Regions from separate parts of the Mus musculus genome. Here region 2 is linked to region 1. A link is a loop called in an ENCODE intact Hi-C map of the cell type or tissue named here. Cell type or tissue: left cerebral cortex. All regions are shown on one strand. Each heading gives the region's core, and the rest is flanking DNA. Links, peaks and the distances in the headings are about the cores only.

The links. Hi-C counts contacts between places; a loop is a spot of excess contacts. Peaks named below come from ENCODE experiments on the same cell type or tissue, not always from the same donor. Only the 100,000 strongest peaks of a DNase experiment are listed, where the experiment ranks them.
Region 2: a loop joins it to region 1, with 2.1 times the contacts of the local background. A loop is called at or near these places in 4 of 42 quality-filtered maps.

The regions. Positions count from the first base shown.
Region 1 is chr5:139,127,632-139,140,058 of GRCm38, reverse strand. Prkar1b (protein kinase, cAMP dependent regulatory, type I beta) reads left to right here and starts at 10,307. Exons shown (of 11, transcript NM_008923.3): 1 at 10,307-10,415; 2 at 12,274-12,427. The coding sequence starts at 12,296. In left cerebral cortex, for the core only: no CTCF peak of the experiment used is centred there; a DNase peak (open chromatin) is centred at 4,949; H3K27ac peaks cover 824 bases.
Region 2 is chr5:139,180,286-139,192,712 of GRCm38, reverse strand. It overlaps Dnaaf5 (dynein, axonemal assembly factor 5), which reads right to left. Exons shown (of 13, transcript NM_001081265.2): 11 at 11,140-11,296; 12 at 7,994-8,185; 13 at 6,203-7,203. The coding sequence ends at 7,067. Among named protein-coding and RNA genes, the nearest start is that of Sun1, 14 kb to the left of the region's middle. In left cerebral cortex, for the core only: no CTCF peak of the experiment used is centred there; a DNase peak (open chromatin) is centred at 7,651; H3K27ac peaks cover 208 bases.

The sequences.
Region 1 (12,427 bases), core at 3,981-6,480:
AAGACTGAGTGAAAGATGGGTGTCTTTGTTAGGGGTTTCAATGCAGTGAAGAGACACCATGACCTTAGCAACTGTTATACAGCAAAGCACTTAATTGGGGCTGGCTTACAGGGTCAGAGTGTGATGATCTGTATATGCTTGGCCCAGGGAGTGGCACTGTTGGGAGGTGTGGCCTTGTTGGAGTAGGTGTGTCACTGTGGGCATGGGCTCTAATACCCTAGTCCTAGCTGCCTGGATGTCAGTATTCTGCTAGCAGCCTTCAGGTAAAGATGTAGAACTCTCAGCTCCTCCTGCACAATGCCTACCTGGATGCTGCCATGTTTCCCACCATGATGATATTGGACTGAACCTCTGAACCTGTAAGCCAGCCCCAATTAAATGTTGTCCTTTATAAGAGTTGTGTTGGTCATCGTGTCTGTTCACAGCAGTCAAACCCTAAGACACAGAGGTTTAGTCCATTGTCTTCATGGCAGGAAGCAGGGCTGCACACAGGTAAACATGGTGTTGGAGAAGTAGCTGAGAATTCTACATCTGGGTCAACGGGCAGCAGGAAGAGAGCATGGGACGGAGTTTGGCTTGAGCAATTGAAACCTCAAAGCCCACCCCCAGTGACACACTTCCTCCGGCACCTCCTAATAGTGCTACTCCCTAGAGAGCCCGTGAGGCCATTTTCATTCAAACCACCACAGAGTCAAAGCAGGTGCTGCTGCTCCTTGCCTTGGGAAGTTGCCTGTCCAGAGTCCAGGGATAGTGCAGTACAGACCATTGTCCTCTGGCTTTGACATAGCCCTTGTGTTCTTCATCTGTCAGCAGCGTGATCACCAGAAGACCTTCACAAGACTGGATCCTCAACTTTCAGTCCTGAGGCAGGGTGGGGGCCTCAGCAGGCCCCACTTTTGTGAGGATTTATAGATGGTTAATAATTGCTAGGGAGGTGTGGCTCTGGGGCCCCGCCCCTTCCAAAGATTTATAGGCAGTTAATGATTGCTAGGGGATGAGGCTTGTGAGGCCCCGCCCCTTCTGAGGATTTGTAAGCGGCCATGGATTTGATGACGGCAGTTATGTATTGTCGTCCCCTCTGAGGATGTAATGGTTATAGTGTTGTGGCTTCTGAGTTGCCCAAGTGCATGTGTTACCAGTTAAAACAACCGAGTCACTGAAGTAGACGTGGATGGGATAGTTTGGTCCCTCTCTGTCCATTGGTGTCCTCTCTGGAATGGATAGACTTATGTTCATTTCCCTGGGGAAAGCCACACAACAGACGACAGTGGAACAGTGGACAGTGGACAGGATCCCTGGGGACAGGGAAGGCTCTGCCTGGTGGAACATCGCCTGGAATTGTGGGGTGGGGAAAGAGCGAGGTCTGGGGGCTGCTGCAGAGTAGTGGTTTTGCGGAGGGAGGACCAAGTTTGGGGAAGTGGATTGGACAAAGGCTGCTGCTACTCACCCCAGGATGAACGTTTGTGCTTGGGCTAAAAGCACATGAGCGAGTGAGGCAGCTGAATTATTTCATGGGTAAGTGGACTGAAGGGGAGGGAAGCTGTCACAGGGCTGGCGGGCTCTGGTGCCAATCCTGAACAGATGGAGGAGTCCGTCGCAGAGACAGAAACACTGGCAGATGACCAAGGCTGCAGGGGAAGGCATATGCATGGTTGGGGGCAAAATGATCCTGAAGTAGGTGGTGTTGATTATGTAACATTGCTGTTTAATGAATCACCCATCCCAAAATGTTGAAGCTCACCGAGAAGGAAAAAAAAAGAGAGAGAGAGAGATGGTTTTATTTTAATTCATGCAGAATTGTTTCATCATTTTAACAGACACATAACATTGTACAATAACCTCATGAGCTCTTTCTTGTGGTTATTTAGCACCCACCCAGTGTTTCTGGCTTCATGCATTTTTACAAAGAAGCCAATATAAACACATAAACAGCTGTGTTGGTTTATGTGCAGAAAGATACAGGACTGCATAGATAATCCAGTACTCATGAGGACTAGTCAATGGGGGGCCACTACAGAAGGCAAGCTTTGCATTCGTACCCTAAAGATGTTTATAAACTGACCTCCATACATATGTTAAGTATGAAGCCCTGTGTGTCCCCCCCAAACTCCCACCAAACCATATCATCAGGTTCTTGGATGTGTGTGTCCCTATGCCATGGTGTGCCTGTGTGGGTCAGAGGACAGTTTGCAGGAGTTGGTTCCCTCCTTCCACCTGGTTACCAAGGATCAAACTCAAACGATCAGGGTTGATTGCAAGTGCCTTGACGTGCTGAGACATCATCTCGCCAGATCCCTGTCTGTGTTGTTTTGTTTGGTTTTGTTTGGTTTGGTTTGGTTTGGTTTGGTATTGTTGTTTTTTGGAGATAGGGTTTCTATGTAGCCCTGGTTGTAGCCCTGGCTATCCTGGAACTCACTTTAGACCAGGCTGACCTCCAACTCTGCTTCCCAGAGTGCTGGGATCAAAGGTATGCGCCATCACTGCCTGGCATATTTCTGTGACATACATGTGCTTGCACAATCACACACACAATAAATATTTAACATGGGGCTGGAGAGATGTCTCAGTGTTGAAGAGCTCTCTCTGAGGACTGGAACACTGATCCCAACGCCGCACCACAAGCCGCATCCCCACAAATGCTCCAAGGGAGCAGACTTCTAGGGGGACTGACTTCTAGGGTTTGCTGGTTTCCAGCCAGGCCAAGACACTGGCCCTGGCCTAGAGACCCTGACTCAGAGGGGATGGGCTCTAAAAGGTGGGAATTGGCCCCTGATGGCTTCTGGTTTCTATCCATGTCCCTGCGGGCATCTGTCTGCCAAGTGCTGGGGTAAAGATGTGCGCCACTGGCCATGTCTTCTGTTGTTCTGTACGTTCTGGAGGCTGAGCTCAGGTCAGCAAAGCAAACACTTTTCCCACAGATCCATCTTCCCAGCCTGTTTTACAATTAATATTTTTCCTCAATAGGTTAGAAATGGTGTCTCTGCACATACTGCCCTTGCAGAGGCTTGAGTGCCCCAGTACCCACATCAGGAAGCTCATAACAGTCTGTTAACTCCAGATCCAGGGGATATGGCCTCTGTGGGCACTGCACTCTCTCTCTCTCTCTCTCTCTCTCTCTCTCTCTCCCTCTCTCTCTCTCTCTCTCTCTCACATACACACACACACACACACACATACACATACAAATTGAAAAATACAAATAAAATACTTTTTACAAATGGTATCTCTGCAGATTCAATCAAATTTTATTTAATATCCAGGGAGGTTAAAAATCCCCCCTTTATGATAAGTATTATATATATGTAAGTATATATAAACTTTGTCCTTCTCATCTCCATCCTCCTCCTCTTCCTTCTCCTCCCCCTCCTCCTTCTGCTCCTCCTCCTGAATACAAGCAGCACCAGACCAACTCTATATAGAGAATATCTTATATAACCCAGGCTGGCCTTGAATGCCCACCCCTGCTGTCTCTATTTCTGTTACAGGCATGAGCCACCATGCCTAGCAATAGAGTTCCGTTTTGCCTTCCAAATGTTTGGGCTTTTTGTTTGTTTGATTCAAATCATGATCTCACTCTGGAGCTCACACTGGTCTCCACCCTCTGATCCTTCTGCCCTGGGAGTGATGAGCTTATAGGCTTATAGGTGTATGCTGCTATACTCTGACTGGTGGGAATTTTTTATTAATGCATGACTTTTTACTTTAATACATCAGATTACCAAGTATTAACACTGTGACTTCTGTAATGTGTTTAACGACTTCTCGTGCACTATCACGAATTTCCTTAATCTTGTAACTATGTTAGCTTTTTTATTCACTTGAATTCTATTTTAATCGGTTTTTTTTATTCAGCAGGATTTATTTATATATTCATATGTATGTATGCAACAATAACAACTTAATAATAAAGGCTATAAAACAAAGTAAAAAACATTGGCTATTAAATAAAAGTATATAGATAACCTTTACTTTGCATTGTTAGAAACATGTCCCCATTTAACAATATTATACATATTTTGTTCTATGTCACTGGGAATGTGACTTTAATGGAAGAATGGGCTGCATTACCTTACTACAGTGATCAGTGAAATTTGCTGTATCTTATAATCACTCAGGTGCTGTAAAAGTCCTCTAAAACCATTCTTCACTTTAACCAATTTAACTATTTGCCAATTGTGCTAGTTATCGCTGTTTTAAAACTTCTTGTCTTCAAATTATATGTTGAATTCCTATACTGTTTTTATTAGTCTTTTGTTGTTTTTTGCTGTTTTTCAGTGCAAGAAATGGAACCCAGGACCTTGCATATGCTAAGCCATTGGTCCTACCTCTGAGCCACACCCCAGCCCCTCACTGGGGGATTCTAGGCAGGGGCTCTACCACTGAGCCACACCCCAGCCCCCTATTGAGGAATTCTACACAGACTTCATTCCCAGCATCTTTTCTTCTATTCCTGCTTTGAATTGGATCTCTATAGTTGTATAACATATGACTACAGATTTAGTGGTGTGAAGCAGCACCTATTTCATGGTATTTGAAGGCTAATGTCCAGGCAGAGCTTGGCATGGCCTTCTGAAGGCCCCATTACTGCCAGTGCAGGGTCCTTTCCTAGGTAGGACCAGGACAGATATTTTCCCATACTTTTTGGTAGTATCACTTCCTGGCAGTTAGATCTGGCCCCCACCCCCTTTTTTGCTATCCTTAGAGACTGTACCAGTCTCTTGCCATATGACTCTTTGCACATGAGCTCACAGCAGGTCTGCTGGCATTTTAAAACCATTCAGGGAGACAGTCTCCCAGCCAGACTGATATCAGTATCCATGTAAGCTAGACATGGACCACACACAGGATTGTCGACATAGAATTTTTGTAACCTACTTTTAATAAATGTTCAACCTCTCCTCTAGCTCACCACCCACAGAGGGAGTGGAAAAGAAAAGTTGTTAGAATATGGGGGAAGTAGACCTGTTTAGCAATAGTTCTTTACGGGGGTGGGGGGGGGGCGACTTAATTTTCTTTGTTAGCAGTTCAGTCCTGTAGCAAACACCAAATACAGATTAGCAGCTGTAGACCAGTCCTCTTGGTAGACCGACAGCAAGCACGGACCAGCAGCTGTAGTTCAATTCTGAAGAAATTGCAAGGCTCACTGAAATGGTGAGAAGTTTCAGGAACCTCACGAGCAGTTCTTTGGCCAGTTTCTCTCAATGGCTGGGTCACCTACCACAAGCAGAGCTCAACAACGCTATATAAGGCAAACCGAGACACACGTGTTGTTAGCGAAGACTAGCCAGGCAGAGCAAACCAAAACAATGCTCCAGCTCCCACTGTCTGTGAGGTCATATTTATACTCCTTTATCACGTGTCCTTTCACATGTTGGCTTTTGCAAGACATCCTGTCACCTGTGTGCCCCAGCAAAACATGATTTGACATACCGACTTTCCAAAGAAGCTAGAAATTTCCAGTTCACAGGCTGGATATCTTACCACCACGTTGGTGGAGTAAAACCAAGTCCTGTGCAGCCCTGGGAAAGAACTCCAAAGCATGCATGAACCCTTTGGGGGGTGGGGTTGAGTCTCGGGGCTAGGACCAATGGGGACTTGGATGGCTTTCTGTTTTGTTCTGTTTTTCAAGAGAAGTGCTGGGCTTACCATTGGGCTGTCGTGAAGCCTGCCCCTTCAAGACTGGATCAATGTCCAGGAGTCTCCAGTGGGATCCACTTCCCAGATGACTGCAACGAACAGTGTGAAGTTCAAATATTAGAAAGCGCTGCTCAAGCAAAGCCTTATTTGCTCCGCTGCAGGGGCATTTCTCACCAGTTCACATGTCTGCAGAAGGTCCACACCCAGCCAGGCCTGGAACTGAAAACACGACTCAGTGGTAGAGCACTTGCTTAGAATCCACTAGTGAGGGGCTGGGGGCGTGGCTCAGTGGTAGAGCACCTGCCTAGAATCCCCCAGTGAGGGGCTGGGGGCGTGGCTCAGTGGTAGAGCACCTGCCTAGAATCCCCCAGGGAGGGGCTGGGGGCGTGACTCAGTGGTAGAGCACCTGCCTAGAATCCCCCAGGGAGGGGCTGGGGGCGTGACTCAGTGGTAGAGCACCTGCCTAGAATCCCCCAGTGAGGGGCTGGGGCGTGGCTCAGTGGTAGAGCACCTGCCTAGAATCCCCCAGTGAGGGGCTGGGGCGTGGCTCAGTGGTAGAGCCCCTGCTTAGAATCCACTAGTGAGGGGCTGGGGTGTGGCTCAGTGGTAGAGCCCCTGCCCAGAATCCCCCAGTGAGGGGCTGGGGTGTGGCTCAGTGATAGGAAACCTGTGTATTCCCTCCACCCCCATCTGCTTGTTTTCCTGCCTCAATGGGGACTCCTTCCCAGTGGCGTCATTTGCATACCCAGCATTCCAGGTCTCTGGAGAAGAATCAGGTGACTCTCAAGGAGTGGACCGAGTTGTCAGTTCCAACTGACACAAGCCACTTGACTGCCATAGACTCAGGTTCTGAGAAACCTGTGGTTTACTAACAGAATGCATGGAACACCCCTAGCCTAGCCAGCACCCCCACTCCCAGCAACACAGCCTGATTACCGCTTGCTCAGTATCAGGCTTTCCATCAAACACAGATCATGCTGAAAGTGCTGCTGCTGCTGCTGTCCACTATCAAGAAAGAGCATCAGGACCAGGCACAGTGATGCACACCCACAATCCCACTACTCAGGAGGCTGAGACAGGAGGTTCTTGAGTTTGTAGTTGGTCTGGGCTACACAGCAAAACCCTGTCTCAGGATATCAAAAATGGGGCTGGTGAGATGGCTCAGTGGGTAAACCAGTTTACTACATAGGCCTGAGTTTGATCCTTGGGACCCTGGTAGGAGACAACCAAATTCTCAGAATTGATCTCTGACCTCCACATGACCTCATGGCACATGCATGTCTACATTCACATACCATACCATACACACAAACACACACACACACACACACACACACACACACACACACACACACACGGCGGGGGGGGGGAGCACAAATGCATGCATGTGTGCACATAACACAAATATGGGGGGGAGGTGGAAAGTGATAGAGGAAGACACACAGGGTCCAACTCTGGCATCCTCATGCTTGTACACACATATGTTCAGGAATATATACATAAACTATCAAAATAAACAAAATGATACTCTATCTCATGTTAGCCCAGAAGAGGTAAATATTTTTAAAGTACCATTCACACATGGTTCCTGTTTCTTTCCCACCATCACAAAGCCAAAAATATGATTGAGACTGAGACTTTGTATGTGGGAGAAGCTGAGCTTTGTGCTCTGCACCTCCCCTCGGTTTGCATCCCCTCAGCACACGTTCTCTGCCTTGACATGAGCATTTCCCAGCATCCCCTGGTGAGTGTCAGTCATCTCTTCCTGCTCCTTTGGGAGGAGTTCTGTACACTGGACGATTGGGCCAGAGACGGGGTCCACACCCACACTGTCATCTCCAGGGCCCCAGTCACAGAGTCATGGCTATGCCACGTCTGTAAAGACCATGGTTTAATGAGCCATCTTCCTTTCTGAACTCCACAGAACAGCCCCTCACCATGCACCATGAGTAAATAAGATCAGCAACTCTACCTCAGTGACTTTTTTCTTTTGCCTTTTATTTATTTTACTTACATTCTGGAGACAGGGCCTCTCTAGGTAGCCTAGGCTCACGTTTCTATTTTCCAGTTTCCAGGTGCCGGGGACCAACATTCATTTTGTGGCATGGGGTGGGGCATGTTGGGGTGTGTGTGTCTCACTATGTAGCTGTGGATGGCCTAGAATTCACTGCATAGACCAGGCCTCCAACTCACAGAAATGCCCCTGCCTCTACCTTCCCAGTTCTTAGTTAAAAGCTATCTTCTTTTTTGAGATAGGATTTTCTCACTGGCCTTGCCCAAATTCCCCAAGTAGGCTAGAGTGGCTGGCCAGGGAATCCCAGGTTCTATCCCCAGCACTACAGGAAGGGAACCTCAAGAAGCCAAGGTCCCTGGACTAGGTTACTAGAGTAGCCCAGACATAACCAAGAATGGCAGGAGCTGCCTTCACAGGGGGCCACAGCAGCAGGCATTGCTGTAAGGCCCAGGGACCTGGTTCTTGGTTGGTTCCATAATTCCTGATGGCTAGCCCCTGACCAAGGGTTCTTGTTGTGACAGGACAGTTCTATCCAAGGGGACTTGCCTTTCAGGCAGTGTACTTCAGTAGACGTCTGCTTGTGTGTGTGCGCCTTGTGATCTGAGGACTGTTCTTGAGGGTCACCCCACCTCTCCGAAGGAACAACATGAAGGGTAGTCTTTATAGGGAACTTCAAAAAACAGAGAGCCCCTTAGAGGTGGGGATGGGGTCCCCAGGGGAGAAAACCCAGTCCTTATTTATGCATGTGGTACATGCCTACAAGCCTAGCATTTCAGAGGTAGAAGAATAAAGATCAGGAGTTTAAGGCCCATCCTTAGTGATTTTGAGATTAGCCTTGGGTTAGTAGCAAAACAAAAAACAAAAAACAAAAACAAAAACAAAAAAGGAAGAGGAGGAGAGTGGAGAGCAGCCCTGGAGGATTCAACCCCATAGCCCAAGTTCCAGGATAGAAATTGGCTCCTTTTTGCTGACTTTGCTCAGTGCTTTCTGCATCCCCGCAGGAGCCAGGAGGAGTTGGGGCTAGAGAGGGAAGTGGGTGATGGAGAAGGCAGGTGACCCCATCTGAGTGCTGGCAGGTAGCAGCACATGAGTTACTTAGGAAAGGCAAGTTTTCGTTTTGGTAAGATGGGACTTGAATTCTTGAAAAAAAAAAAAAAAAGACCCTTTCCCACTAGGTATGTCTGTCACTCAGGTGGACAGATCTGGGGAGGCAGGCTGGAGGGCAAGGCCAGGGAAGTGTGAGCTACATCTTCATCATCATCATCTTCTTCTTCTTCTTCTTCTTCTTCTTTTTCTTCTTCTTCTTCTTCTTCTTCTTCTTCTTCTTCTTCTTCTTCTTCTTCTTCTTCTTCTTCTTCTTTTTTGGTTTTTTGAAACAGGGTTTCTCTGTATAGCCCTGGCTGTCCTGGAACTCACTCTGTAGACCAGGCTGACCTTGAACTCAGAAATATGCCTGCCTCTGCCTCCCAAGTGCTGGGATTAAAGGCATGCACCACCATGCCCGGCTGAGCAGTGTCTTTTTTTTATTTTATTTTATTATTTTTGTTTATTTTATCATATACTTGTTTTGTTTTATTATTAATTTCATTCTAGATTTGATTTTATTCGAGACAGAACCTCATGTAGCCTAGGCTGGCCTCAAACTTGCTATTGTAGGCAAACATACAATACAGACAATGCGCTGCTCCTGTTGCTACACCCCACGTGCTGGGATCACTGGTGTGTGCTGCCATGTTGGTGCATTGCTGGTGATGGGACCCTGAGCTCCTGCATGCTAGGCAAGCACGATATCAACTGAGCCCTGTTCCAAAGCAGCAAGTCCTTTTACAGCAGTTTTCCTTCACATTGGCAGGAAGAGGTGTGGGCCACCGCCAGCCCTGCCTGCTGAGAGCACAGGCCAGGTTGGTGGCCATGTGGAGACATGTGTGTCAGGAGGAGGAGGGCTGGTGAATGTGGCAAGAGGTATCAGGCAGCTGGGCAATGGGGTACCCCTGAACGATAGGGAATGTGGGCAGGTGAGTGGAGGAACAAATTCAGGGAGCTGGTCAGTGTAGATAGACGAGTGGGGAGCTGGTGAATGGAAGAACAGATTGGGGAACAGGGTGTGAGCACAGGTGAGTCAGGACAGGTGAGTGGGGGGAATACGTGGTGGACTGGAGAATATAGACAGGCCAGAAGATTGGAGATGTCTTCTCCAGCACCTTTGAGTCTCATCCTTCCTCCTGCAGCTCAGATCACTGGGAGAAGATGGACTCTGTTTCCACAGGAGCAGATGGCGCAGGACAGGATGCGTGCGTGGTGGCTAATTTTTGCTACAGGCCTCGGCTTTAGAGTGGGCAGGCACTGAATGAGACTCAGAATGACAGCTCAGACAGAGCACGGTGCCACTGTGCCCTGAGCAGAGAGAGCATCTAGGCCCGGAAGGAGCGGCGCCAGCCAGGTCGGGCTAGCTTAGGAAGAGAGGAATGGGGTGGTAGGAGGTCCGGGTGGCAGGACCTGTGTGTGTGCGGGGACGCGGGGCCTGCGCGACAGAGCTCTGGTGTGTCCCTGGCATTCAGAGACAGCTGTGGGGCGGTCCCTGGGGAGGACAGCGGTCGGTGGGCGACCCGCGCGGGCGCGGTGCGCGGGGCCTGGCGGCCGGCGGCGACGCGCAGCGGGGGCGGGCGGAGGGCGGCGCCGCTGCAGTGCGGGGACCCGCTCGCCGTCCCCGCGTCCCCGCGTCCTCGCGCAGCCTCCTCCGGCCTCGGGCACCGCGCATCTACAGGTACGCAGGCTGGGGTGGGGTCTGTGTAGGGACCCGGCCCTATCTGGAGCTGGGTGTCAGCGGGAACTGGGGTGGGGTGGGGGACTCACGGGGACACGAGGGATTTGGGGAGGGGCGCAATCAGCCCCGCGGGGCTACGCGGGTGGAGGCGGGGGTGGGGTGGGGGGAGAACTGTTGGCGTCCAAGGTGGTACCAGGCCTTTGTAAAAGCTCTCAGGACAGGGTTGGGTTGGTCCCCTGTACCCACCAGGGTCTGGAGGCGCCTTGCACTCACCACCATCTGGGGGCGTCCCCAACTCTCCTCTGGTGGGCCCAGGGTTTGGGGACCGAGTCACGGTATGTGTGTGTGTGTGTGTGATTCCCCATCCTTCTGAGGCTAGGTGTACCTCCTCGTCCTCATCCGCCATGGGGTCCCCTCAACCCCAAGGCCTCTAGGCTGGATGATTCCAATCAGTGTGGGGCGGGGCGATGACCTGGACGTTGTGACTCAACACTGCGCAGGACACTCACTAGAGCCTTCTAGAGCCTTCGGGCCTCTGTTACTGTCTTCCAAGCCCCCCACCCCCACCCCTCAGCTCACTTCCATTGTTTTCTTTACCCTCTTTGCCTTTCTCATGAAACAAGCCACCCCAATCCTTTGACAGCACCCCCCTCGCGCCCCACCCACCCGCGCTGGGGCCTTAGATCGTGACAACATCAACCTTAAAAGGGGGGAGAGTGTGGATGAAAAAAAAAATGAAGCATCATGGTTTGCATAGTGGGGGCGCCAAACACCCAACTTATTCCACCTGAAATTTCTCAGAAATGGAGAGAGAACCGTATGCAAATCATACTTGATCTCTTTCATCCCTGAAGGAACCTGTTCCGAAGTAAGGAAGGCGTTTGAGCCTTTGAGTGATGAACTAACTCATCAGAGAAAACCCTTTGACAAACGTGACTTCTGGCGTTATACACACTGGAGTTAATCATTAACAATAAACCTTACATGCTGGGAGGCCCTCTTCCACTGATGTACAGCCCTATGTTATTTTTTTAATTAAATGTTTTGTGTGCATGCGTCTCTCTCTCTCTCTCTCTCTCTCTCTCTCTCTCTCTCTCTCTCTGTGTGTGTGTGTGTGTGTGTGTGTGTGTGTGTGTGTGTGTAGAAGGCCAGTGGTTGGTCTTGGGTGCATTCCTTGACCACTTTCCACCTTATACAGTGAGGCACAGTTTCTCCCTGAACTCATAGCTCACCGATTCAGATAGTCTAGCTAGCTAGCTTGCCCCAAGGACCCTGGCTTCACTTCCCTCACCCTGGGACTGTAGGCCACCATGCCCACCTGGCATTTCTGTGGGTGCTGTGGATCTGACCTTCTGTCCTCATGCTCGGGCCTTAGATGTTTTATCTACTGAACCATCCTGTCAGTATCTCCCCTGCCCTCCCTCTTTTTAAAGGCAAAGTTTACATAGACCAGGCCAGCCTCCAACTTGTTATGTAGCAAAGGCTGGCTTTAAACTCCTTATCTTTATGTCTTTCCGTGCTGAGGAGTGCTGGGGTTATAGTTATGCATCACTGCAGAGTTCATTGGTGTTGGGCATGAAATCTGCATACTAGGCTAGTATTTTACCAACTAAGTCATATTCTCTAAACCCATTCCAGGCTTTTACTTTTTACTTTGAGACAGGTTCTCACTAAGTTGTATAGGCTGGTCCTGTTCAGGCAGACCTTGAACTCACAGTCCTCCTGTGTTCATCTTCTGAGTAGCTGGCATGACAGGCCTGTACCACCAGGCCCAGCCCACGTGTACTTTATATAGTTTATGGTAGAACAGTTTGGCTTCCCCAACACCTCCTAAAGCTGATTGTGTCATCTGTAACAGGAGCATAGAAGACATTCTGACCATGGCCTCCCCATCATGCTTCCACTCGGAGGATGAGGACTCTCTGAAAGGATGCGAGATGTACGTGCAGAAACATGGCATCCAGCAGGTGCTCAAAGAATGCATTGTGCACCTCTGTGTCGCCAAGCCGGAC
Region 2 (12,427 bases), core at 6,334-8,833, 50 kb before region 1:
ACAAAACAAAAGCCGGGTTGGTGGCGCACGCCTGTAATCCCAGCACTCGGGAGGCAGAGGCAGGTGGATTTCTGAGTTCGAGACCAGCCTGGTCTACAGAGTTCCAGGACATCCAGGGCTACACAGAGAAACCCTGTCTCCAAAAACCAAAAACCAAAACAAAACAAGTAAATATACACAAACAAATATGAATGGAAATAGCAGACCAAACTAAAGCATTTTGAGAAAATCATGGAAAAATATATATACATATAAATTAATTCATTTTAGGACATTTCATATCAGTGGAAGAAAAATGTTACTTTACTAGTTGATTGATAAATGAACCACAAGCAGAAAATGTTTCTGATGGAAGTGTAGCCTATGTGAGTGTATGTGTGCCATAGTGCATATGTGGTCACAATTTTCAGGAGTCAGTTCTACCATGTGGGTCCCTGGGATGGAACACTAGGTCATCGGGCTTGGTGAAATGTCCCTATGACCATGAAGCCACTTCATCAGCTCCTTCTTATATTTCTTTTGTTTCTTGTTTGTCTTTGGGTATTGGTCCTTGCCTTCTACCCTATTTTTAAAGATAGTTCCTCTGGGTATTTGCTGCTGTACTAAGTACTCCAGGCCTGTGGGCTTGTAGAATATTCTCTTGGATCAGCCTGCCATTTCATCTTAGGAGTGCTGAAATTATACACAGACTCCAGCTTTATTCATGGATTCCTGCAATATGAACTCAAGCCTACAGTTTCTGCACTTTACCTGCTGAGCCATCCTAGGACTTGCAGGCAGAATGTCTAGTCAAGCTGTAGCCTTTGAAATAAACTTACATAGGAACCACTGAAATGTAAATATTTCTAGCACGCCTTTAACCCCAGAGGCAGAGGCAGGCAGATTTCTGAGTTCGAGGCCAGCCTGGTCTACAGAGTGAGTTCCAGGACAGTCAGGGCTATACAGAGAAACCCTGTCTCAAAAAACCAAAAATACACACACACACACACACACACACACACACACACACACACATATATAAACACATTCTAACTGTAAGGCGTGACTTTGACCATGAAAAGGGAAAGGTGGTCTGTGTGGGGCTGGGATATTGTGGGGAGGCAGAGGATGAGGATAGCACACAAATCTGGGTTGCTCCCTGCCCCCCAGGCACTTGAGGAAGGTAACAATGGCAGGCAGGGTTTTGCACGCCTTTAGTTCCAGCATTCTGCGGACAGTCAGGCCAATCTTTATGGGTTCCAGGCCAGCCTGGTCTATGTAATGGATAGCCATGGCTACATAAAGAGACACTCTCTTAAAAAAGGGAGGGAGGGAGGGAGGGAGGGAGGGAGGGAGGGAGGGAGGGATGTTAACAGATGCAGGTAGAGGCCCCTGATGACTTTATTCCTGGCTGCTCTCCCTGTTTTCCCTTAGCCCACGTGGAGGCCTGTGGGATGGCTTCCTTACCACTTCTCTAACTTGCTAAGCTTATTCCTCCCCAGGGCGTTTATTTTAACTCAGTTGGTGCCCACAGACCTGGCACCAAAGTGCACCATCCCGATCACACAGGGGTCTCCCCTTCCCTGAGACACGGGCCAGACAGCACTTACTCACCCACTTAGGAGAGAGATGAGTGTTCTAGTTGCTCTCGCCCATCTGTGTATGTATTTTAATCCCTACATGAAAATATTTTAGGACTTCTTAAACACAAAAATAGAAAAATTGGTACAGAGCATTCTGGTCTGTTCTGCTTGACTCCTTATAACATTAGCATGTTACATAACTAAGGCACAGAAGTGATAGACACCAGGAGTTTAATACTGGACACAGGACAATTGATAAAGCTACAGATGCAATCCAGAGCCGACTGCTTCCCTCCTGTGTGTGCGCGTGCATGTGAGCATGTGTGTGTGTGCTTGCACATTCATGCATGCATGCACAACCCACATGTGCATGTCCGTTGAGCCCAGAGGTTGACATCAGGTATCATCTTTTTTGTTGTTGTTGTTTTGAGATAGGATTTCTATGTGTCGCCTTAGCTATCCTGGAACTCTCTGTAAACCAGGCTGGCCTCAAACTCAAGAGCTCAGAGATCTGCCTGCCTCTGCCTCATAAGTGCTGGGATTAAAGGCATGAGCCATCACTGCCCACTGTCTGGCATCATCTTAGTTGATATTGTTCGTTTTTGGGACTGGATTTCTCTGTATTAGTTCTGGCTGTCCTGGAACTCGCTGTGTAGACCAGGCTGTCCTTGAACTCAAGAGATCTACCTGCTTCTGCCTCCTGAGTGCTGGGATTAAAGGTTTGCGCTACCACCACATGGTTATATCCACCTTTTTTTTAAAAAGTTTTATTATTTAAAAATTTTAATGATTTATATGTCTGCACCTACATGTGGGTTTGTGCATGGCAGTGCAGGTGGTCTCAGGGTCCAGAAGAGAGTGTCAGATCTCCTAGACTGAGTGAGAGGAGATTGTGAACTGCCCAGTGTTGGTGCTGGGAATCAAACTGGTGTCTTCTGGAAGAGCAGCCATCACCCTCTGCCTGAGCCATCTCTCTAGCTCTTTTCCACCTTATTTTTTGAGATACGAAAGCTCCCACTAAATCGTGAGCTCACAGACTTGCCTAGAGTGGTTGGTTAGCGAGCTCTGAGCTCCTCCTGCCTCTAACCTGTCCCTTAGTGCTGGCTTATAGAGAAGAAGATGAACTGTCTACATGGGTGCTGGCGATCGGAACTCAGCTCCCCGTGCTTGTGCTACAGGCATTTTCAGGACTGAGTCACCTCCCTGGCTGTTTTTCTTTTCTCTTTTGGGGATTGAGCCCAGACCTCGTAATGCTAGGCAAGTACTCTGACTCAGAGCTATACCCACACCCCAGCCATCTTCTTTCTTCTTCCTTCCTTCCTTCTTTCTTTCTTTCTTTCTTTCTTTCTTTCTTTCTTTCTTTCCTTCCTTCCTTCCTTCCTTCCTTCCTTCCTTCCTTCCTTCCTTCCCTTCCCTTCTCTTCTTCTTCTTCTTCTTCTTCTTCTTCTTCTTCTTCTTCTTCTTCTTCTTCCTCCTCTTCTTCCTCCTCCTCCTCCTCCACCCCCCTTCTTCTTCTTCTCCTCCTTTTTTTTTTTTTTTTTAGGTAGGTTCTCACTAAGTTGCCCAAGCTGGTTTTGTATTCTTTATTATGTAATCCTCCTGCTTCAGCCTTATGAGAAGCTGAAATGACAAGCCTATATATACCACCACTACCAGCTAACATTTACTTCTTGGTGAAAGCAAGAGACTGAACCAAAGATACACTGGTAGCACATGATAGGGAGGTGCTCTACCACTGAGCCACGGCCCCAGCCCTCACTGGGGGATTCTAGGTAGGTGCTCTACCACTGAGCCACGGCCCCAGCCCTCACTGGGGGATTCTAGGTAGGTGCTCTACCACTGAGCCACATCCCAGCCCCTCACTGGGGGATTCTAGGCAGGGGCTCTACCACTGAGCCACGCCCCCAGCCCCTCCCTGGGGGATTCTAGGCAGTTGCTCTATTATTGAACTACATCCCCTTCCTTATTATTATTTATTTTTGATTTTTCGAGACAGGGTTCCTCTGCATAGCGCTGGCTGTCCTGGAACTCACTCTGTAGACCAGGCTGGCCTCAAACTCAGAAGTCCACCTGCTTCTGCCTCCCAAGTGCTGGGATTAAAGGCGTGTGCCACCACTGCCCGGCTCCTCTGTGTTGTTGTTGTTATTATTATTATTATTATTTTTTTTTTTTTTTTTTTTTTTTTTTTGGTTTTTCGAGACAGGGTTTCTCTGTATAGCCCTGGCTGTCCTGGAACTCACTTTGTAGACCAGGCTGGCCTTGAACTCAGAAATCCACCTGCCTCTGCCTGCCAAGTGCTGGGATTAAAGGCGTGCACCACCAATTATTATTTTTAATTTGAGTGTGGGTGTTTTGCCTACGTGCATGCTAGTGACTGATGCCCATGAGGTCAGAAGACACCTGACCCACTAGAACTGGATGGAATTCTGGATGGCCGTGAGCCACTATATGGGTGCTAGTCCTCTGCAAGAGCAGCAGGTGCTCTTAAACTGTGAGCCATCTGCCCAGCCCCCCTTTAATTGTGTGTGTGTGTGTGTGTGTGTGTGTGTGTGCAGATGACGAGAAGAAAACTCCCATGAGTTGGTTCTTTCCTTCAGTCATGGGTCCTGGGGACTGATTCAGGTCGTCAGGTTTGAGTGACAAGCACTCTTGCCAGTTGAGTCATCTTTTGGGCTCACCTAGCCTGTTTTACTTTTTATATTGAGGCAAAGTCTAGGTGGTCTTGAACTCACTCTGTATCTATCTTAGACTGGCCTCTAATTTTTTTTTTAATTTTTTTATATGTTTTTTGAGACAGGGTTTCTCTGTATAGCCCTGGCTGTCCTGGAACTCACTCTGTAGACGAGGCTGGCCTCGAACTCAGAAATCCGCCTGCCTCTGCCTCCTGAGTGCTGGGATTAAAGGTGCGCACCACCACCACTTGGCCTTTTCTTTTTCCTTTTTAAAAAACTAAATTGTATTTATTTGCGTGTTGCAAAGAGGGCATGCAACATGTCTTTTTGTGAGTGTCAGAGGATAACTTGGCAGAGTCAGTTCTTTCCTGCTACCATGTGTGTCCCAGGGCTTGGTGACAGGTGCCTTTGCCTGAGACATCTCTCCAACCCTTGAATACACTCCTGTGTACCATCCATTTGTGTGAGCACACATGCTACACTGCATATATGGAGGTCATTCTTTCCACCGACCCTTTCATCACTGGGCTTGCTCAGCAAGTCGTTTCACCCACTGAGCTGTCTCACGGGCTGTGACACATTAAGAAGCCCATTTGTTAGCCAGGCAGAGGTGGCAAACACCTTTAATCCCAGCCCTTTGAAGGCAGATCTGAGTAGAGGCCAGCCTGGTCTCCAGAGTTCTAGGGCAGCCAGGGCTATGCAGAGAAACTCTGTCTCAAAAAAGAAAAGAAAAGAAATCCAGTTGTTTACATGGGCTTGACTGAGGGGTTTTGTTTTTCAAAAAGAAAGGTGGGCATGAGGAGGAGAGGACACAGCTCCTGACCTCATTTTCCCACTTCCACCCTAGGGAGGCTTCTCTTCCAACTGAGCATCTTCCCTCCTAAGGAGGCAGCTGGTGAGATGGCCTGTCTGCACTGCTAACAAGTGTCCATATGATGCTAATGTGATGGTGGTTAAGTGCGCTCACCCCACAGGCTCCTCAAAGCGGTCTGCCTCAATGGAGGTGGTGCTGTGGTGTGTGCCTGTCACCTAATAGCCCACTCTAACTTCAGATCAATAAAGCAGCTACAAATAACCCCCGACTCTATGGGACTCACCTCCCCAATCTGACTCAGCCATTATGTTTGGAGCAATGGGAAACAGGCCCACACCATGAGCAATGTATCCACAAGGCTTTTGAGTACAGCTGGAGCCCCAGCAACAGCTGATCCGGAAGATCCATGAAGCCTAGGATACTTACTGGATATCTCTTTGCAAAGATGCGATGCTGAGCTAGGGGTGGAGGGAGGTGACTCCTGCTTTAAATAAGTGATGGGCTGGGGGCATGGCTTATGGGTAGAACACATTGGCAAAGTCTTAAGTTCAATACTCAGTAATGCACAATAAATAAAATAAAATGCCTGGTGCTCTGACCAACAAGATGGCTCAGCAGGCCAAGGTGCTTGCTGCCAATGCTGTCAACTCGACTTCAATCCCCAGGACCCACATGGTGGAATGAGAGACCTGAGTCCTTCAGGTCCTACTTCTACATGTACGCTGTAGCCTATGTGCACTCTTTGACAAATACAGATTGTAATAGATAAAACAAAGAGCTGAACAATCTTGCACATGACCGACAGAGCTCCAGGCAGCAAGGATAATGGGAAATGGACAGAATGCAGTTTCAGGCCGCAGTCCCTGGGCCAGGCACTCTGAGGCCAAACTTCACCCACCTGGATGTCCAGCCTGACTCGGGACCATACTGGTGTACCCGGCTTACCCTGGTGATGGCTGGGCCTTATTGGCCCTCCAGCTACCTCATGTCAGAATGCAGGTCATAGCCAGTGATGACTGTCACTAGAGGGGCCCATCCCATGGAGTCCACAGCCAGCATCCCTCAGGCTGGACCACCTCAACACCGACATATGGAGACAGGAGCTGTCTGTACGGATGTAGTGTAATCAGTCAAATCACACAGATGGCCACACAAATAACTATAATAAATAATTTAATTCCATAAATGGCAAAGCAGAAATGTTAAAATTTGTTGGACACGACCCCCCCCCCCCCCAACATTGTCTTAACAAAAATATAGGCTGCGGCTAAGAACCACTTAGAAATCTTTAGGCACTTGGTGGAAAAGACACTGGAGAATGGCCACCTTACTGACTGCTACAGCAAGTGGTAGGGATGAAGGCTGGTTTCCTAGTCTATCCTTTACCCACGGGCATCACTAATACTGAGAAACAGAAACACCAGGACAGTGCACCCACACTGCAAGACATTCCAGTGTATTTAAAATCGGGAGGAGCAGGGTGGTAGTGGTGCGGGTCTTTAATCTCAGTGTGGGGAGGAAGAGGCTGGTGGATCTCTGAGAGTTCCAGAATAGTCAAAGCCTCACAGGGAAACCCTGTGTCAAAACCCAGAATAGTTGGGAGAAACTTTATCAGTGAGTCAAGACTGGACACTGTCCTCAGCACAGGATGATGGGACAGAGCCCAGAGGAAGTGGATGGTTGGTTGTTTTATAATCCTTTGGCTTTCCTGCAATGTGAAGAGCATTATGGTGAATCTGAAAGCAGCCCAGGACCCCTGGGGCTTGTAATTTAAAAACATTATGTTCAAGCAGCTAATTGGGAAGCTGGCGTGTGTGTGTGTGTGTGTGTGTGTGTGTGTGTGTGTGTGTGTGTGTGTATGTGTGTTACAAAACCCCAGAAATCTGCTTAGGAAACACAGAAGCTGATGTTCAAGCACCATCTGGGGGCCCAAGGATGGCCCGAGGCCATGGACACAGTGTCTCAAGTGCGAGGTCTGCAGGCCACCACTGTCTGCCTTCAGTAGCTGATGCACACAGTCACCGAGCAGCGGCCATGGTCTGCATGTGCTGCAGCAGCTGCTCGCAGTAGGTAGCTGAGCGGTGTTTGTGGACGACAGCCTCCGTCTCCCGCACCAGCACATCTGGGAACAGGACGCTGCCCTCCTTGAGGACTTCTAGAAGAGAGCATAGAACCCTGAGTCCAGCATCAGTGGGCTGGGTGCCCACCTCCCAGCTTTACAGAGCTGGCAATCTTTCTCTCTGGCTGCTGGGTAGATCCCACGGGGCTGAAACCACCTTCTTACATGCATGCAGAACTCAAGGGGAAACCTTTGAGTGTTCTCTCCTTCTACCATGTGGGTTCTGGGGATGACACTCAGGTGTCCACCCTTGACAGCAAGTGCCTTTATCTGCTAAGCCATCTCGCTGGCCCTGCAGTGTGTTTTATTATGAACAAACAAATGGCAAATCTCTTCCAGCAGGTGCTCAAGCCAAGGAAGCCAAAGAGGCTCAGTGTAGCCAGAGTCTTCCCTCACCCCCTGCAACGACTCCTCCCACTCTTCCCTCTAAGTCAGCAGCATCCAGAAGCTGGCCTTCCTGCATCATGCTAAGCTGTTTGTAACAGTATTCTTATTATTTTTATCCCTTCCTCCCCCTCCCCGCCCCGTGTGTGTGTGTGTGTGTGTGTGTGTGTGTGTGTGTGTGTGTGTTAAATATAAAAAAGTGGGGGCTGGAGAGATGGCTCAGCAGTTAAGAGGACCTGGATTTGATTCTCATATTACATGGCAACTCACAACCACCTGAATGTAACTCAAGATCGAGGGTATCCAATGTCCTCTTCTGGCCTTCATGGCTATTGCATGTTTGGATACACAGACGTGCACAGGCAAACACTCACATCACACATACCTGGTCTCAGGGCACTAGAAGCCACAGGCCCTACAGACTGTAGCCTGGAGAGCTTACCTAGGACGGTGTCTTGAATGGCACTCTCTGGGTCATCCAGGTGGACCAGCAGCTCCCGGTACAGGAACTGAACGCTGCTCTGATAGGCGGACTTCCCATCCAAGCTCTCGATGCACTTGAGCCAGGTGAGCAAGGCAGAAGCAGCTGCCATCCTCACATCATTGGAGACATCATCTAGGCGCTTCAAGAGCTCTGTGGGGAGTGGGAGTAGGCATGAGGGCCAAGGTGCAAACGTGGAGGGCCTTTTCTCTGGGGCCCAAGAATCCATCTCTCAGAAGAGGAGAGTCCTCAGCACTGGCATCTTCAATGATGGCCCTCACTTCCCTGAAGCTGTTCAGTCCCATCAGCCCTGAGACCCCCATGACGACCTAGGCGCACACCAGACAACAGCATGGGCTGACCTTCCTCACACCTGCTGCAGGCTCACGAGCCTGAGGCCAGCAACCCCACCACACTGTCACCCTTGGTTTGTTTCTGTGGGAAGTCCTTCACCAGGCTGCCTGTTGCCAAAACCAGATCTACCTTTCCTGACAGGCAGAAACTTCTTGTCCCAAGACAGGGTTTCTCTGTGTAGCCCTGGTTACCCTAAAACTTGCTCCATAAACCAGGCTGGCCTCAAACTCAGAAATCCACCTGCCTCTGCCTCCCAAGTGCTGGGATTAAAGGTGTGCACCACCACTGTCTGGCTGGAACCTACTTTTATAATACAAACGTTCTGGAAAACGCACAAATGGGTAACAGCTGAGTGTTAGTTGGGAAGGCTCTTTGCCCTGTACCAGAACGTTGAGTTTGTGCTGCCAGACACCCTTGATCATGAGCAGGATGGCCCTGGCTTCCTGAAGGCATGAAAAGCATCACTGCACAGGCAGAGTGCAAGGCCGCCTGCCAGGAGCACAGGCAGAGTGCAAGGCCGCCTGCCAGGAGCACAGGCTTTAGGACAGGGACCTGAAGGAAGGACTCGTGGGGGTCCCCAACATGCTGGGCTCTGGCTGCTTCTTGCTCACATACTTTGGACAGGCACAGAAGGAAACCATCTACACACCTCAGGATGACAGAGAACTGAGTCCGAGTCACGAGAGCAAGACCGGCTGAGGCGTAAACCTGAGTGCAAGGACTCACCCATCCCAGGCTTGGTGGCACCCAGACCAATTCTGGAATTACAGGGGGTTGATGTTCGTGGGGCTAACTTGCAAGGGTGAACAGGCTGGGGGCAGCTGACACTGCCCTTTATGAGCAGTCCCCTCTGTCCTCTGTTCAGGGTTGGCCCAGGGCACCTACACAACAGCCTCCTCCTTGCACTAAGAAGTCGCAATGTGGTGCAGAGCTATGCTTGCCATAATGGCAGAGCAGGAGCTGTGCCCAATGTGTGCACTCTCCCACTGGCACTCCCTCCTAAGTAGGAAGCCACCAGCCCTGGCAGTCGACAGCAAGCATTAGCCAAGCTTGCTAAAAAGTAGAGCCACACAGACTGTGGGTGGAAACAAAAACAAAACAATCAGAAACTTAATGTGAGAGGCCAGCAGAGCCTGTGGGGTTTTCTGGTAGAGATTTCTCCCACCTCAGCCATTCTGTTCTCTAGGCCTGAGAATCCAAGTCTACCTTCAACCCTGGTCACCATCTCTTCTGGAGCCACCGCTTCGTCCCTGGAGAAATACGCCTTGGTTCCTCCTGCCAGAGGCTGTGTTAGGGAGCTAAAGGCCTTTAATGCACTCGTTTCTCCTTCGGCCATTTCAGAGTTTATCTAATACTCTTGGGAGACTTTTTATTTAAAAGATGATCTCAGCTGGGCGGTGGCGGCACATGCCTTTAATCCCAGCACTCGGGAGGCAGAGGCAGGAGGATTTCTGAGTTCGAGGCCAGCCTGGTCTACAGAGTGAGTTCCAGGACAGCCAGGGCTACACAGAGAAACCCTGTCAGGGGAAAAAAAAAAGATGATCTCATTGATTAGCCCTGGCTGGTTCGGAACCTGCTATGTAAACCAGGCTGGCCTTGAATTCAGAGATCTGCTTGCTTCTGCCTGGGAAGTTCTAGGATTAAAGGCACACACCTAGCATGCCTAGCCTAGGACTTTTTGTTCATTCTGAGACAAGGGCTAGTGAAGCTAGGGTTGGCCTTGAACTCAATGCTCTTGCCTTCACATCCAAAGTGCTAGGATTATGGTTTTGTGCCATCATGCCTGGCTTTCTTGTTTGTTTTGAGACTGGGTCTCATTGTGTAGACCTGGCTGGCTTGGAATTTTCTATGTGGCCTGCCTAGGATTTGCAATAGTGCTCCCTGCCCAGGCACTAATCTCAAATGCTGGGATTAGAGCAGTGTGCAAGAATGGCCAGGTCTTGACTTGCCTCTAAAGGATGTTACTATTTTGGTTTTTGACAATAGCAAGCCACTGTAAATGGGAACCCTGAGGGGTGTGTCCTCAGCCCTCTAAGACCACCTGTCCTGAGGACCATCTACCAGCCCTGCACTGTGCTGGGGCTGTCAGCAAGCTAGCGTGGAGACTTAAGCATCTCTGTGCTGGCTTTCCCCACGTCCCCTCACGCTCACTGCTCCTCAGGACGCGTCTGTTCCTCTTGTGCTCTGTTCTGTACAGTACTGTCCCGGGTCACCGCCTGGGATCTTGTTGGCTTTGACAGCCTCATTATCTCTGTCTCTAACTGGCTTGGTGCTCAGGCTGCCTCTAGACAGGTAATGCAGCTGCCCACATCATGCCCCACCACGCCAGCTCCAGGTAGATTGCTCTCTGTAGCAATGGCAGATAGAAACCTTATTTCACACACACACACACACACACACACACTTACTTTAAACTGGAACCTGGAAAATTTCTGCTTCAAGGAGGGTCTCCCACCTTTATTGGCTACACCCTACCGGTCCTGGAAACAGAGCCTGGCCTCCATCTCCAATAATGCCCACCTCTTGCTTCTCATGAAGGCTGCTCAGTCAGGACTGGCTCATCTGTCACTGTGATGGCATATGGATACCCAGCAGGAGTCAAAAGAAATATTCTCTCTATGTCTAACTACAAGAGAAGTTACTAAATAACGTGGTGTGTGTGTGTGTGCGTGCGTGTGTGTGCGCGTGCGTGTGTGTGCGTGTGTGTGTGCGTGTGTGTGCGCGTGTGTGCTCACGCACGCCTGGTGTCTTACCAGGATAGACCTTGAGGAATTTCTCTGGCTCCATGGTGTCCCCTGAATTCTTGAGGAACATGTTGATGATGCGGCAGGACATCAGGCGTGTGGTCTGGGAGTCGTCCTCCAGCGTAGCCAGCACTTGTGGCATCAGGGTCTCTTGTGCCTCTTGCACCTGCAGGCCACAAATGGGTGTGAGGAACGTGGGACCACCCATGCTGTCAGCACACCAGTGCTCAATGCCAGGCAATGCAGCTTGAATGCTGCGAAGCACACCTACAAGTAGATTTGAATCTTTTTGGTTTTGTTTGTAACAATAAAAGTTTTGCTTATCTTCTGTGTGTAGGTCTGTGGGTGTGCAAGCGTGCAGGTACACACGTGTAGAGGACAATCTGCAAGAGTCAGTTCTTTCCCTTAACCACACGGCTCCTGGGAGCACACTCAGCACATTGGCCAGGCTTGATGGCCACTGCCCTCACTTGCCAAGTCACCTCACTGGCCCTTGAATCACTTGAATTTATTAATTATTTGTTTTTCGATTCGAGGTTTCTCTGTGTAGCCCTGGCTGTCCTGGAACTCACTCTGTAGACCATGCTGGTCTCACACTCAGAGCTCTGCCTCTGCCTCCCGAGGGCTGGGATTACAGGCCACCACCAGTCACTTATTATCGGCTCAGAGTGCTACAGGATAGGCCAGGCCACACAAGGCAAGCAGACCATGTGAATTACAGACAGTTCACCTGTAATCCCAGCACTTCAAGGGCAGGCTCTGTTAAACAGGGAGTTCTAGGACAGCCTGACCTACAGAAAACCACCCCAATGGAAAAACCAATCAACTAACAAAAAACCCATCAGGGGCTTGGAGAGAAGACTCACTGAGATGGTAGAGAACTTTCAGAATCGAGATCAACCCAGCACTCATGGACGCGCTGGGTGTGGTGGTGTACATCTGCATTCCCGGTGCCAGGCCAGGAAGAGACCCACGGTGGACAGCATGTGAGGAGTGACTTCCGATGCTGCCTTTGTTAGGGCTACGTGGCTTACATATCCTAAATCACAGTCTGCTTCGGGAGGCAACGGGGAGGCAGGGGCTGATGCATGGAGAGGCCATGGAGGATGCTGCTCACTGGCTTGCTCAGCCTGCCTTCGTTTAGAACCCAGGGCCGCCAGCCCAGGGCTGTTCCCAACCACAGTGTACTGGCCCTTCCACATCAACCCTAGATCAAGAAAATGTCCTACAGGCTCGTCTGCTTACAGCTGGATTTTCTCAATTGTGGTTTTCTCCTCTTGGGAGAATCTTAGCTCGT